2 separate regions of the Homo sapiens genome follow, and region 2 is linked to region 1. The links are chromatin loops, found by intact Hi-C in ENCODE. Cell type or tissue: thyroid gland. All regions are shown on one strand.

Region 1 (2,500 bases):
AGGGGATCAGGAGGACACATTGAGAAAGAAAAAACAAATCTGCACTTGGTAAGAATTTAGAAATAGTCTATTGGTCTCCTTTCTGTTCCTAAGATTCAAAGCCTGCTCCTGACTCAGGGACTTTCTCAGTAAGGCCTTCTCTGACCCAATTTCTATTCCATCCCTAACACTTTACATCCCTCTTTCCACTCTGGATTTTCCCCCCCTCCTTAGCACTCATCACTAATATACTAATTAATTTACTTATTTATTCTATTTATTTTCTGTTTTCTTTATAAGAGCAAGGATTTTATCTATTTTGTTCGATTCTGTACCCTGCAGCCTAGAATGTTTCCAAGCACACAGGGAATCCATACTAAAGGGACTAGACAACAGGGACTCTAAGTTATAAATCTGAGTGTTGGGGGAAATGGTGGTTTGGTTGGCAGAAATAAGGGAAAGTTAGCTTGAAGAGTGTATTAATCCATTTTCACGCTGCTGATAAAGACATACCTGACCCTGGGTAATTTATAAAGAAAAAGAGATTTAATGGATTCACAGTTCCACTTGGCTAGGGAGGCCTCACAATTATGGTGGAAGGCAAAAGGCATGGTGTTATGTGACGGCAGGCAAGAGAGAATGAGAGCCAAGCAAACAGCAAAACCCCTTATAAAACCATCAGACCTCATGGGACTCATTCACCACCATGAGAACAGTATGGGGGAAACCACCCCATGATTCAAGTACCTTTCACCAGTTCCCTCCCACAACACGTGGGAATTATGGGAGCTACAATTCAAGATGAGATCTGGGTGGGGCACAGCCAAACCATATCAAAGAGAAAGACTCGGCACCTGACATTTGTCGTAAGTCCTGCAAGGGTGGCAATCGTTGACTATAGGGAATAGAGGGAGAAAATCCTTAATGTTTAATGTTGTCCACCCACAGTCAGTGAGCTCTGCCTGAACCCAGGCCAGGCAGGGCCACTGTCTCCCCACACACCACTTATCATTTCCCTCTCACACTGCCCTGCAGTGTTCCCCAATAACTGGGAAACACTGGATGTCAAGCAAGCCCACTAAGGCTCTTGTCCTGCCTGAGCTATGAACTACCTAGGTGATTTTGAGTCCTTCATTTCAGTCTCAACTTCCTCATGGAAAACATGAGTGTTGGAGATGATTTCTAAGGTTCCTCTAACCTTTACAGATCCTGTGATTCCAGGATGAAAAGACTGCAAGCTAAGCCATTACATAAGAGGTCCTTCCTAGCCTTCACATTCTGGGATTCTAAGAAGGGTACAATGTGGGCATCCCTCTGCTCAAACAGCAATTCAGAGCGGGACAGCTCGGGGTAAGCAAAGAGGAATCCTATGAAGGTGCAGAGCGAAGCTGTTTCCTTCAGGAAGATGTCCAAGAAAGGGCGGAATTTTGCTTTCTATCCTGAATGTGTTGGCCCCTGCGTATGGTAATCTCATTCTTATAGCGCCACCTACTGATAAAGAGCTTTTCAGCAGCAGATAAAATGTGCTCACAAAAGGGTTTGGTATCTCTACCTAATCTTGACCTTTTAATAAGCGTGTTTCAGGAAAGAATGTCAAGTGAAATTTAAAAACAAAACCTCTCCCATAGAGGGGCTTCTCTAACAGCTTTCACATTTAGAAAGAAAAAGGAAATAGAGCTTTGCAGACCTTATTCCATATTTGTAAAAAAGAACCAAACCTTTCATTTGTTCTTCTTTACAAGGAATGGATTCCTTGCTCAATAAAGCAAGCATTTTCCTGAAAGGTCATGAGTGTTAACCAAATTTGAATTGAGAGATTTACATTTTAATGGCAATAAGAGAGATCACTGCTCTGAAGAGTCCCAAGGGTAATCCTTTTCTAAAGCAGAATAATCACTCCACAATATTTGCTTTGGTAAGTTCAGCCTCTCATTTATTTTGTTTTAAACTGGGCCCACCTGTTCTTGTGACATGGGTTCTGGGCAATTTTAAATGACAGCCTTTAGCTCACACCCTCTTTAAAAACAAGCCAAATGCACTCAAAACCCATTTTGAGCTGGCAGTGAGGCATGTGTAAGAGGTTATTTACGATGTGCTGCGCCTGCCTGGATCTGGTGGGCGAGCCAGATGGGCGCCCTCCTCTTGTCCTTCCCAGTGGCCTCTGCCCAGGATCTCTGGCTTGTCAAATGTTGTCCTTAGCAACTACCACTCTAGGGTGCTTGAAATCATTGTTTAGGCTCTATTGTGGTTTTGCTACTAGCTCATACCCCAAAGAGCAGAATTTAGTGCAAAATAGACTTCATTGGGGGTTAGTTACTATAAGACAAAAGGCTCCTATTTTTAAAGGATTATATTCGAACTGTGTGGGCCAGGATGAGAGAAAGCATTATAATGCGTTTGGGCTGTCTGATAACAATCTGCTCATATCAAGTAGGATAACTTAAGCTTTCTAGGCCAGCAGGCTTTAAAAGATAGTTTCATATCTTTTGCCAAGAGGATAAGGTTCTGGGACCCAAGGATG
Region 2 (2,500 bases), 480 kb before region 1:
CTTGCTCTGTCGCCCAGGCTAGAATGCAGTGGTGCAATCATAGCTCACTGCAGCCTCAGACTCCTGGGCTCAAGTGATCTTCCTGCCTTACTTACCCCAGTAGCTGAGACTACGGGGATGCACCACCACACCCAGCTCATCAAAAAAAATTTTTGTAAAGACAGGGTCTTGTTATGTTGCCCAGGCTGCTCTCGAACTCCTGGCCTCAAGCAATTCTCCCGCCTTGGCCTTTCAAAGTGCTGGAATTACAAGCATGAGCAACTGCACCTGGCTTGTGTCTTAACTCAGAAGATAGGAGATGAGAGAGCAGAAAAGCTTTGAGCAGGGCCAGTATGAGCAAAAGTATGGTGTTGAGACACACAGGTTGTGTGAGGGTAAACATGGAGGTTTCACTGTTTCTGGGGCATAAACTTCTAGGCAGAAGCTGAGGTAAGCAGGGCCTAGAGGACCTGTGACGTAGTCCTTAAGGCTTCAAACTTTATCCTTAAAAGCCGTGAGAGGAGTGATATGGTTGGATGGCCAGCCCTATGAGAGGACGGAGGGTGGGCCTGAGCCAACCCTAGAGGCCGGGAGATGTGATAGAGCCAACTGAACCAGCTGAGTGGACAGAAACCACTGCCAAAGTGTGAAGTGACGAGGGGCTGAGTTGAGACGGTGGCTACTGGGATGGAGCAGAGGGCGTGGACTCTGACTTCTCCATGTGTGCCTGTCCGCCTCAGATATGCACCACCCTTGCCCAGAGGCAGGTGTGTCAGCCAGAGTCAGAGCTGTCCCAGGCCCCTCACACTCCCCCTGCTTGCTGACTCCGAGGGCGGGAACTAAGGGGAGGAGCCAGGTGTTCGAGATTCCTGGTTCTGTTCCTGCCTCTAATGAACCCACTTTGTGGTGGAAGTAAGGGTGAAATTTGTGAGGAACGAGAGGGGGCCATTGTCCCAGGTTTATGGCGCTGAGACTCCTCAGTAGCTGAGGAGTGAACGACCACAAGAGCCCCAAGAAGTGGATGCGACGTGTGTGCCCCTGGCCTGTCCCTCATCACTCATCTGACACATCACTCATATTTGCGGAGGAGCCTTGGTCTGAAAACTATTCCGGAATGGGAATCCAGGGGTAGGAGATGCTTTGGCTCTAGATGCAAGACATGAAGCGTTTGCTTCTGGCCACCAGGGGGAGCTGCTGGGACGCAGACGGACTCCAAGGACTGGAGCCAGAAGCCTGGTGTTGCCATGAGGGGTCTGATCTGCACACCTGTCTCAGGACCTAAACGTCAGGCCAGGCCTCCAAGGGCCTATTTGCAGGAGAGCCCTGGGAGGGACAATAAAAGGTACTTAGGGGCCCAGAGTTGATCAGAATCTGGACTCCAGGATTAAGGCCTTTTCATGGCAGGTGGGAAAGTCAAGAACACCCCAACGCTGTTGGAAGGCTCCCCAGGGAAGACAGAGGGCTACCCCGGCAGTGGGGGAGAGCTGGCTGGAGGACCGGAGCCTGACTTCAGTCTATGGCATCAGCATCCGAGACCTGAGCTTCTAGGGCACAGAACGTGGCTGAGCCATAGAACTTCTTGGCACACCTCATGGGGGCCTTGAACATGGCTCTCCTACAGCTAGGGTTACCAGATTTAGCAAATAAAAATACTTGAGAAATATTTCATGGGACACACTTATACTAAAAACATTATCCATTGTTTATCTGAAACTGAAATTTAACTGGGTGTCTTGACTTTTATCTGGGAGAGGCCAGAGACTAGGGGCCCTGAAAGAACACAAGGGGAAACCATGGATCCTTCCAGAATGTAAACACAGCATCTATCTCCAGGGGAGGAGGGGGGACCCCTTGCTGCAGCTGTGGGCTTCATCCAAGGGACCAATGATCCCTAAACAATGGGTAAGGAAGGAGATTCAGGCAAAATGAACATGACAGAGGGAGGCGGGCCAGAGTAAGAGAGCAAGGTCACAGAGCACACATCACAGAGGCTTCCGGGAGAGGTGCGCACGGGTCTGGGTGTATCGTGGTGAAAAGTCTGCACCCTTGATTGGGGTTGTGTGTGTGCAAATCTCAGGGAGGTATCAGATTTGACTCACTATAGAGAAAATCTTTCTTCTCACATACCACTATCCAATTCTGGAAGAGGCTCCTTTGTGAAAGCAAGACCTCCTTTCTTGGGAGCAAAGATGCTATAAATTATTGTCACAGAAAGACACCCATTGGAGTTTCTTCTTTTTTGTCTAAGTTCCTTCTGATATCCTTCATGCTTGATGGATTCAATCAAATATGCATTTTTGCATGAAAAATATGCATTCTTTATTCCGTATGACTGGATAAACGTTATTGGGCACCTACGGTATGCTGGGCCCCACACTACGGGGCTACAAAGGTGGGAGACACAGACCCTGTGTTCACAGAGCTCACAGACTCGTAAATGAATAATTGCAAGAACATCAGGAGATGTGTTTACCAGCTATCGAGGTACTTGATTTTAATTAGAAAGAGACAAATGGCAAGA

Evidence for each region. Peaks named below come from ENCODE experiments on the same cell type or tissue, not always from the same donor. Only the 100,000 strongest peaks of a DNase experiment are listed, where the experiment ranks them.
Region 2: a loop joins it to region 1, with 8 times the contacts of the local background. A loop is called at or near these places in 103 of 110 quality-filtered maps.

The regions. Positions count from the first base shown.
Region 1 is chr12:107,130,934-107,133,433 of GRCh38, reverse strand. No RefSeq gene overlaps it. Among named protein-coding and RNA genes, the nearest start is that of CRY1, 39 kb to the right of the region's middle. RefSeq lists a silencer at 1,229-1,523. In thyroid gland, a CTCF peak has its summit at 1,492 (motif pointing left); DNase peaks (open chromatin) are centred at 1,393 and 2,093; H3K27ac peaks cover 2,497 bases.
Region 2 is chr12:107,606,361-107,608,860 of GRCh38, reverse strand. The region is part of intron 4 of ABTB3 (ankyrin repeat and BTB domain containing 3); the gene reads right to left. Among named protein-coding and RNA genes, the nearest start is that of PWP1, 78 kb to the left of the region's middle. In thyroid gland, a CTCF peak has its summit at 1,163 (motif pointing right); DNase peaks (open chromatin) are centred at 680 and 1,160; H3K27ac peaks cover 2,299 bases.